2 separate regions of the Homo sapiens genome follow, and region 2 is linked to region 1. Evidence: chromatin loops called from intact Hi-C (ENCODE). Cell type or tissue: PC-3. All regions are shown on one strand. Links, peaks and the distances in the headings refer to the core of each region. The heading gives the core; the rest is flanking DNA.

Region 1 (5,392 bases), core at 137-5,136:
ACTGCAAACCAAGCCACCCTTCCTCTGAAAGGATATAATCAATTTGTCAAAAGTGGGTTATGGCTGGGTGGTGGCTCACGCCTGTAATCCCAGCACTTTGAAAGGCCCAAGTGGGAGAATCACTTGAGCCCAGGAGGTCAAACCTGCAGTGAGCCCTGATTGAGCTACGGCACTCCAGCCTCGGCAACAGAGCAAGACCCGATCTCAAAGAAGTGGATTATTTTGAACATTATTGTCCTCCAGTAGGGCATCTGTTTTTCTCACTAAGTAAGTCAATAGTCCTTTCAAGCCAAAAAAGCACATTTGATTTAACTTCTTCAGTTCAAATTACGTGACATTTACCATAACATAAAATTTACAATGTTTGCAGCTTAATTTGTCACAAAACTAATTTTTAATGAGAAAATATTAGAAGGCAGTGATTTAAGCTTTACTAAAGATATCAACAGTGTCAAATAAATGCAACCAATATTATAATTAAAGTGATGACATTGAATGCATATATTTCTATCTGTAGTCTGGAATATAAAGGAAACTAGGAGGAGGTCTTTTTTATTTATTTATTTTTTATTTTTTTAGCATCACCTAAAATAATCAACCAATGTTGAGCAATTTCTGTAGATTTAGTACATAGCTACATGATGTAGGATGTTCAAAAATATAATAAGTCTTGGTCTCTGTGTTAAAAGCAGAGTTAGGAAGATACAGAGGCACATGTGAACATTTAACATGACCTAACAGAGATGACGTAGAGAAGACTTTCTGGGAGCACTGGGGATTTATCTATTCTTTGTAGAGATTTGATCAGACACTTGTAAAGGACAATGAGAGGGCAAAGCAAAGATAACAGTTGGAAAAAGGAAGTGTGTGAGTTGGAAGAATAACTTGACAACCAGGTGGTAGGGTTGATATTGTATGTAGGAGATATAAAGATACCTATCCAAGTCCAATGGAATCTAGGATGTAAGAGGTATCAAAAAGTCCTTGTAAAGGGAAAATATAACAGATGACAGGAAGTTTTCGGAAGATTTTCCATGTAGCATGTATTGGAAGTCAGGGAGTAAGGGAATAAGATTACTTGTTGGGAAATTGATGCAGCAATACATTTTTTTAAATTTATTTAACACAAACTGGTGGCAAAAGATGACTCAAGAAGACACAATAAAGAATAAAACAAGGTTTGGGTCTGGGAGCCATGACTTATGCCTGTAACCCCAGTATTTTGGAAGGCAGATGGGGAGGATCACTTGCAGCCAGCTAAGACCAGCCTAAGGAACACGGCAAGATCACACCTCTACACAAATTTTACAAACATAGCCAGGCATGGTGGTGCGAACCTGTAGTCCTAGCTACTTGGTAGGTTGAGGTAGGAGGATAGCTTGATCTCAGGAGTTCAAGGCTGCAGTGAGCTATGATCATGCCACCATACTCCAGCCTGGGTGACAGAGCAAGACTCTGTCTCTGAAAAAAAAAAAAAAAAAAAAAAAAAAAAAAAAAAAAAAAGAATGATATAAGGTTTGCCTGCAGAATGAATTTTCCAAGGGAGCATAACCTAACTGTTTCAAATAAGTGACATGTCTGTCTAGAGAGTCACTTGGGAGTCATCCACATAAACATGACCAGAGAATATGAAATGCATGAGCTGAAAGAAGATAACATGTACTGACCATGAAAATGCTGATAACCAAGAGTTAGGCATAGATAATGTTCAAGAAGTTAAATTATCAGGGACTACATACATTTTCCAGAAAAGTAATTCTTAAACTTTGGTGTGCATGAGAACCATGTGAAGGCTGGATATTCATAATGCAGAGTCAATAGATCTAGGGTTGAAGCTAGAAATCTGAATATTAACCAGTAGCTCCTGGTGATGCTGCTGCCAGTAATCCTGAGACAATTCTGGGACACACACTGAGAGATATTTGTAAAATAAGAAAAAAGCTGGCTTTGATGTACAACTTTATGATGCTTTTATATCTGAAAAGCGATCTTTATGTTTTTCATACAGTCTGCTTGATGCTGCTATTACATATTAAAAACAAAGCCAAAACAAAGTAAAACACTAAGTTTAGAAGAAAAAAAAGAGAGGGCAAAAGTCTGCAATACTACAAAAAAAATAGAGCATAAGAAAAATTGCTGAGTCATCACTGCATATTAAGAGGTGGACATTTTACTGCAGACATCTTTCAAAGGACGTCTGGGTAAAATGAAGTTATGGAAAAAGTAGATTTATCTTTATTGCTATACTAAATCAGAATGCTTGATGTGTTCCAAATATAGTTATCTTCAATAGATCCATGGCAGTATCATTTCAGCTAGTCATATTCTTGCAAGTTTTACATACTATATAACTTCTTCACTCTATAATATGAAACAGAGTTAGAGAATTGTCTAAATCTTGAAAGAATATTTAAAAATTAATCAGCTTCCCACTTTTAATTGAAAATTATACTATATATATAACTTTTATCATTCCTGTGAGATTTTTACCTTTTCATGATTCCTACCAATTATTTCCACTATAAATCTTTTCATGGATGAATATTACAGAATTTTATAGAAATTTAGAAATCTGTGTGAAGAAAAGGGATCAATGAAAAGATCTCTTTCCAATAAAATGACTAATAACAGCTCTAGAGATATTTAATACAATTAATCCCTCTGAAAATTTTATGTGAAAATTTCCAAGTTTAACAGCATTCGTCTCATTAAGCAACCCATATTTCATTAGGTATATACAGCACTTGTGAGGCATTGTAAAATCTTACAACTCCAGTTCCCTCTGGTGGCAGAACATTCAAAATTAGACTGTCAGCAACTGAAGAGAGCTGCGGCAGGCTTGCTTGCGTTTATAGCCTCCAGATGAGAATTACAAACGGTTTTTACTTGCGGGCTGTGATGGCTTTGGAAATAGCTTCTCATCTACATCCTTGGAGCAAATAACTGCTGCTGAGGATGGAGAAGAAACGAAGCTGATTTTATACTGTTGTTTTTGTTGTTGTTTTCTGCAGGAAAAAAGTTAGAGAGTTAATGAAGCTTAAGAACATATCTGCAGGTGATTTGGAAAATAATTTTCAAATTAATGTATCTACTACATCTTTTAAGCCAAGACATAACAAAAAGCAGAGAAAAGAACAAAAGAAGACAAGGGAATAGAAAAAAATCATAAGGAGGAGAACCCTTACTGTGCTCATTAGAAGAGTCTCTCAGGCATGAAAGAAACGTTGGGCAAGGTGGCTTAAAGACCTGGCATTCAGAAAGATGATCTTATATAGATAAAAGTTTTATTTTAATGTATTTTTAAAACCAAGGGTATTTCAGGCAAATTGAGGCAGTTGAGTTTCCAGAAATCTAAGTACATTGTAGAGGTTTAACAGCTAGTTGAGCAGTAGAATGAGGATTCAACTACAAACTTCTGACTAGAAGTTAATTTTTTGATATATAACACTTTACAAATGTAGATCTAAAGCTGGGAAGGACAAAAGGCAATTCTAGGTTACTGCACTCTAAGAGGCATATGCTTGAAAGAATGCCAGATGTGATCAAATGGCTGAACATGTTCTATTTTCTGTAACATGAAGCTTAAATATGCTACTGATTTTTGTAATCCTAGTGAAATGCAGCCTCTTAAATATAATCATATGTGCTTTTGCTTTTGAATCTTGAAGCCAAGAAATCTGTAGGATTATGTTCCCTCAGGGTTCAGAAATTTTAAGAATCCAAGAGGATAGGGCTTAACTTTAAACTCTTTCTAATACACAGATTTTAAAAGTCATTTGGAGGTGTAAATGTCACAGAGGACATATAAATGCATGAAACATTGACATTTTTTAAAAAATGATAAGCCCTCAGATTTCAATTTCTCAAACAATAATAAAGCAGAAAGCATTCTTTGCGTGTCCAAGTGGTGACTATGATTTATTTAAGTTTGCATAGCATTCATTGCTTTGTAACTACCTAACAACCATTACTCACTTCCACTCCTTTATCTTCATTACTAATGGAATCTAGATTTTGTTTACCATCCTCTGAGGGACCTTAATCTTCAGAGAGGATAGGCACCAGCACCAGTAATGACTGACCAAATCCGATCATGGTAGTCTAATTCCTTCTACTAGTAATTAGTTCAGGTGGAATATGTGATGCAATTATGGCCAATAAGACAAGAGAGGAAGTCTGCTAAGAGGCTCTGGGAAAATTTCTTTGTTCTTAAACATATACATAAAGAAAGGTTTTGACTTCTTAATGGAACTACCTAATTTTGCACTTCTTATTATCTATTAATACATATGCTTGCTGTTTAGATTATTTTAGTTGTTTCTTTGGCTACTTCCATGCAAAAGCATGCTACCTGATATACATTCATGTGCTGCATAATCAATTTTCAGTCAACAATGGATCACACAGATCAGAAGGTGGTCCCATAAGGTTATAATACCATATTTTTACTGTATCTTTGTATCTTTATCTATATTAGATACACAAATACTTATTATTGTGTTATAATGGCCCATTGTATTCAGTACAGTAACATGCTATATAGGTTTGTAGCCTAGGTGCAATAGGTTATATCACATAGCCTAAGTGTGTAGTAGGTTGTATGATCTGGGTTTGTGTAAGTGCACTTGATGATGTTCACACAATAATGAAATCACCTAATGATGCATTTTTTCAGAACGAATCCTGTCCTTAAGCAACACATGCTGTGATTTGTCTCTGAGCTTTTACATTTTATGATAGGGTCAGCCATAGGGTAAAAGTTAGGTTGAAGTAGGCCAGGATAGTCTTTATCAGTCTCCTCCATGATAGCTGGAATCTTCAGAGCCCAACTCATTCCCATAATAAATCCATAGGCCCTTACTGCACACTTACAAATGGACATCCATGTGTCAAAAGCCACAGGGCATATCCTCTACCCTCTTATGTAGCTCCTAATATGGGACTTCAATTGGTCTGGCATGGTCCTGGGCACCCCACTAGACCACATATCACATACTTTTAATAGTTACTGCATATGCTGGCCTCTTCCAATTTTTCATCCTCCTACTCATGACTTATTTTCTTAGAATTCTCTTTCTCTATTGAAAAATGGTGATAGATACAATGAGAGCATTAAATCATAATGAAAATATTATTCCTTTCCAAATAGTTAAAATTATTCGATTTCAATAGGTTATCTTTGAGAACTTAGCTCTGATTTAAGAAGATCAATAGTTTCAATTAATGTTAGTTCTGGTTTAAGAAGATCAATAGTTTCAGTTAATGTTCAATTGGAACGTTACCAGAATCATTTGCATACATACAAACATATGTTTGCCCCCTTAGCATGGTCTATGTTTTTAAATTAAAAGTACAGTAAGTGTTCTGGAAGATAAAGGGTGCTATTTGTGCA
Region 2 (5,392 bases), core at 187-5,186, 690 kb before region 1:
CTGATACGTAGTTGAAAGTGGAAATGGCAGCAGCATAGGAACCGGGGGGACTGTGGCACCTAGTGAAAGAAGAAGGGGTATTTAAAACCAGTGGCAATGTGCAGCTGAGAGAGCAGCACCTGTGAAGGGTGGCTGGTGGCTGGTAGTGCCATGGCAGCTGGAAGACAAACAGCAAAGGCAATGGCAGTGATAACAAGAGGTGCCCAGGGGAAGCAATGGCAGCATTATGTCTAGCAGGCACCCTATAGCTGACTTCACTGGTTGGAGAGCATAGATGTGACACCACATATCAGAAATACTTTGGGAAGGGAATGGGAATACATGAAAGGGAACTGAGAGGGTGGGGTTACTTTACAGTCTTGCATGATCAGATGTAAGCAACTGCTAACTTCATGAAGATGATCACCTTTATGGAGATCACGTAGATGAACCCCAGAGAATGGCAAGTCTGGGAAATCTGAACCAGTAATCAATACACCACAGGAGCTCAATTCGTGATAACATTCTGTCTCCTTTACCCTCTCCTTTCTATTTTAGGTAGACAAAGTAGACTCATATACTGGCTGTATTACCTGCATTAAATGATGACCGAGTGCACCAAATTGTATAATCATGGTTGTCTTTCTCAACCTGTTACCTGATTAGCAAAATGGGAATAGCGTAGCGTGCTCTACAGCTGAGAGATTGCGTAAGTAGATCATTGTTGCAACACTTGCACATCTTCAGCATTCAGCAATGTTAGTTTCCTCCCTCTCTGGATAACTGAAGAACTCTATGCAATTAGTGTCTCAGAACTGACAAGGAAGGAACTTTGGCTAGCTTAGCTGTGATAACTAGAAAAGTAGAAAAGACTGTGGACTTAGAGCAGGAGTTCCAGCTAAGAGTCCCCCCCAAACACCCCCACCCATAACATCTAAGAATTTATTTGATCCTTTCAAATAACTGTGATTCTCTCCCTATGATTAACATTTTATATAAGAAGAAGAAAAGGCTCAAAGTTTTAACATGGGTAAATTCAAGTCTGGGCAATAAGGCAGACTGAACTAACACAATCTGTTATGTTCTTCTCTCCTGCCCAACTTCCACCTTTTTTTCAGATGATAAAATATGCATAACAAAGAATTTGCCATATTGTTTTTAAGTATACTATTCAGTGACATTAAGTACACTCCCATTGTTGTGCAACCATCACCACCACCCATCTCCAGAACCTTCTTCATCTTCCCAGACTCAAACTATACGAATCAAACCAGAACTCTCCATTCTTCTCTCCCTGCAGTCCTCACAACCACCCTTCTATATTCTGTCTATGAATCTGACCACTCTACGTAGTTGACATAAGTAGAATCATACAGTATTTGTCCTTTTGTGACTCGCCTTTTTCACTAAGTATAATGTCTTCAATGTTCATCCATGTTGTAGCATTTTTCAGAATTTCCTTACTTTTTTAAGGCTGAACAATATTCCATTGTATGTATATACCACATTTTGTTTATCTGTTCATTCACTGATGAACATTTGGGTTGCTTCCACCTTTTGGCTATTGTAAATAATGCTGCTATGAACACGGGGGTTTTACAAATGTCTCTTCAAAATCCTGCTTTCAATTTTTTTGGGTATATACCCAGAAGTGAAATTGCTGGATTGTTTGACAGTTCTATTTTTGATATTTTGAGGAACCACTATACTGTTTTCCATAGCAGCTGCACCATTTTATATTCTCACCAGAAATGTACAAGAGTTCCAACTTCTCCATACCCTCACCTTATTATTTTTCCTTTCCTTATCCCCCCTTTTTTTCTCTTTTGATAATAGTCACCCTAATGGGTGTTCTGGCTAAGAATTTTTACCAGGGCTTTCATCACTGTCTAATGAGGAGTGAGGGGAAGCTACCAAAGAATCACAGAGCACTTACAGCTATTTGTTGTTTGCAAATTGCTAGTTATATTTAAGTTAACTTATTCATCTAAATGCAGTTCATTAAAAAAAAGTGGTTCATTTTGTCCTATTTGTCTGTAGATTTCCAGTTAATAGTATCTGTTTCAGTTATTGTTTTTTAAAAAGGTATCTGAAGTGGATATATTTTTCTGGATTGCATTTGCAAACAAAATTTAATCACTTTATACAGTCCAACTGAGTGTTTCTGAGGTGGGACAACCCAACCAGTAGATGACGCTCGTGCCATTTGATTACATTTTACTGGCTAATGTCATGTATCATCCTCCACATTTTGTCTGGATTTCAACTGTAGAGAGCAAATACTCGGCCGTAGCACATAAAACCTTTCTCCAACCTTAAATCATAAGAATATGGTAAATTCAAGGCAATTTTACCAACAAATATGACATCTCTTCTTATAAAGATTCAGAATTTATAATCGTATGTTCATAAAGGTATAAATAAAATGGGTATTCATTACATTGGTTACAGATGAACAAAATGGAATTTAAAAGAATTACAAGATGGATGTCTTGAAGACCTCCAGAAAGCATAGTGAAGTGTCCTCTGGTAATGTCACATTCCAGAATGCCAGCTGTTTACTGGCTGTGTGTGACTCTAGACAAGGAATCTTTGTGAAACTTTTTGGGAAAAAAAGTAAAGTAGGGAATACAATGCATATCCTCTAATGATGAAATAAAACATTGCTGAACAACATCGAGTGTCACAGGCCTCCCAGAATAGGTGCTTGTTCAACGTTAGCCCTCTTTTCTCTCCACCCGACACTTTATCATCTTTGTTATGTGACAATTAACTGGAGGAAGATTTCATCTCAATTATCGTATTTCTTCCCTTTTCATTTTCTTTGGCACAGAAAAATTTAATGTTTACCTTCAAAGCATGAATTGGTGTGTATGTGTATGGGTTCTCCCCAGGAGACAATTTAATATAATTAATAACTTCAAAATCATTTGGGTGATGTGAAATATGCATAGTTATTACAAGCCAGTGTGTGGCAGGGGGAGGGGTAGATGGCTGTTCAGTAGGAGGCAGAGGCAGATAACATATGTGCAAATGGAAGTTAGAAACCAGGCAACCTTCCGAGAGTGAAGGCTGCCAAGTCAGTCTCAAACAACTTGCACCACTCAGGTGCATTCATGCCCAACCCAGAGAGGACTGTGGGCTTGGTGCAGATGACTGGCTGAGCTCCTATCAGAGCCTCTTACTTCCAGCTTCAGGCATTTGTGGAATAGCAATGTAGGTGTGCTGGCTGTGAATAAACTTGGGTTTTGAGCAGCCACATTAACAAGCTAGAATCAACAGGGAGAATTTGCCATAATAAAGCACTTTCCCAGTTGTCACATTGTACTTTTTAAAGTGGCAAGTTTTTCCCAGTGTGCTCCAAATGTGATCAGATTTACAAACAGCTGATTAAAAAGATAGGATTTTAGAGCTGAAAAGCACCTCCGAATTCATCTAATACACTATCTTCATTTTACAAATAAAGAAATAGAGGTTCAAGGGGAGAAATGACTTGCCCACTGTCAGGAACTGAACAAGTAGGAATTCCCAAGCTTCTTAACTATCAGGAAAGGGCTCAGTCCAGAAGGCCACACCAGTGATTTCTTAAACCAGGATTCCTATGTGGTTTATCTCAAAAAGAATTGCTATTGTATTCCCAAACTCCTAGCCTATCACAGAGCTGTTTCCTGATAATTTTACGGTCTGGCCATAAATGTTTTGAAGTAGATACTCAAAAATTCACCAAGCAAATCTACGTTTCATCATCATCATCATCACCATCACCACCATCATGTTTCACACTTACACGGTGCTGATTATGTGGCAGGCACTAACTAATGTAAGAATTTTACATAAATTAACTCACAAAACCCCAGTGAGGGAGGTACCATTCTCAATATCTTGCAGATAAACTGAACACAGAGAAGCTAAACAGCTTGTCCAGAATGTACATGGTTGATAAGTGATGGATTTGGGATTTGGACCCAGCCAGCCTGGCTCTGGAGTCTATGCACATAACTGCTATGCCATATTTCCTCTCAAACAACTGCTATCCTATATTACCACTCCACTCTATGATTAGGATGAGGAGATTTTCCTGATGGTCATATTAAGATAATTTGTTGAATCTGCTTTCCGACCCTAATTCCGTGAGTGAGAGGTGTGGCAGGGAAGAATAGAGCCCCAAAGATACCAGGTGTGATCTACACTTGATCTTAGCCAAAAGGCCGAGAAGCAATACCAGGTGTGATCTAAATTGCATTGCAAATGCTCCATGCACGTAGCCATGGTAGAAAGGGTACATGTCAAATTTGCTGGGGTTTTATTACACTTCAAGAAATATAGCATTCTTTGATTACTTTAAATATAGGTCTTCAATATGGAAAGAGTAATGCAGTCTAAGTAAAACTGAGCAGTTACTTCAAGTCAGGTACAACAAGCAGGTTATTATTTCAAAAATGACATTTTAATTACCACCAGGAGGCCATTAGAAATGCATTCTGGCAGTTTGCTTGGTTCCTTTGGAAAGATAATATTGACAAACTGCTATGAAACTGGAGTTCAGAAAACAGTGTAAATTGAGATCAGGAATAAAACAAACATTTGCTTGTGTACCCTAAAGCAATGATGAACAATTTAAAGAGAGAAGACAAAGTTGAAATTATATTTTTCTTTCTTAGGGAGAGGCAGAAGAGGGAGTAGTTTTGCAGGAAGACTGTTGTGTTCCTAAATTTATTACCTATGTGAATTACTTGATGTATTTAGCATAGCAATTTGAAGCTTCAGCCATCCAAGCACAAGTCACTGAGGAGCTGAGTGCCCTGGAACGCTAATTCTGCCTTCTTCTCCATGCTAGGAGATTGGCTTCTTGTGACCTCTGGTGTGGAGGGTTTCAAAAGAACAGTTTGGTCCTGGAGCTGATCTCCAGTCTCATCAAGGATGACTGGCATAACTCCAGGAGCTTGGGTCATCTTTACAAATTCCACAGCTTTGTCCCTTGGTGATCCCAGGACATTGGGAAAATTTTTCACATTTAGCTTCAGGCATTTGCGGAATAGCAATGTAGGTGTGCTGGCTGTGAATAAACTAAAATATAAAAACCTAAAACATAAAAGGGAAAGACCAGATAAGTACACCTAAAAATCAATGCTCCTATTGCTTATCATGGTTGGTTTTCCTTATAACTAAAATCAGTACAAATGCTTTTTGCTAGTCACGTGGGTTGTCACTGCAGAAGCCACAGGAAAACCATTCAAGCCACTTACCTTTTCTCTCTTTCCTCTAGGAAATACCTTTTGTATTGGTCTGTGTGGTACTTAAACCAAAGGGGAAAAACTGTGGTGACTGATTCTACTACAGGTTAACCATATAAAATAAAGAAAACTCTTGAGATGCCCTATTGGAGCAATGTAATTTACTTTCCTTTCCCTAA

What was found. Peaks named below come from ENCODE experiments on the same cell type or tissue, not always from the same donor. Only the 100,000 strongest peaks of a DNase experiment are listed, where the experiment ranks them.
Region 2: a loop joins it to region 1, with 20 times the contacts of the local background. A loop is called at or near these places in 3 of 110 quality-filtered maps.

The regions. Positions count from the first base shown.
Region 1 is chr7:79,279,463-79,284,854 of GRCh38, forward strand. The region is part of intron 1 of MAGI2 (membrane associated guanylate kinase, WW and PDZ domain containing 2); the gene reads right to left. Among named protein-coding and RNA genes, the nearest start is that of MAGI2-AS3, 170 kb to the right of the region's middle. In PC-3, for the core only: a CTCF peak has its summit at 2,794 (motif pointing left); DNase peaks (open chromatin) are centred at 2,799 and 3,959; H3K4me3 peaks cover 1,374 bases; H3K27ac peaks cover 1,897 bases.
Region 2 is chr7:78,585,470-78,590,861 of GRCh38, forward strand. The region is part of intron 3 of MAGI2 (membrane associated guanylate kinase, WW and PDZ domain containing 2); the gene reads right to left. Among named protein-coding and RNA genes, the nearest start is that of MAGI2-AS2, 420 kb to the right of the region's middle. In PC-3, for the core only: a CTCF peak has its summit at 2,168 (motif pointing right); a DNase peak (open chromatin) is centred at 2,182.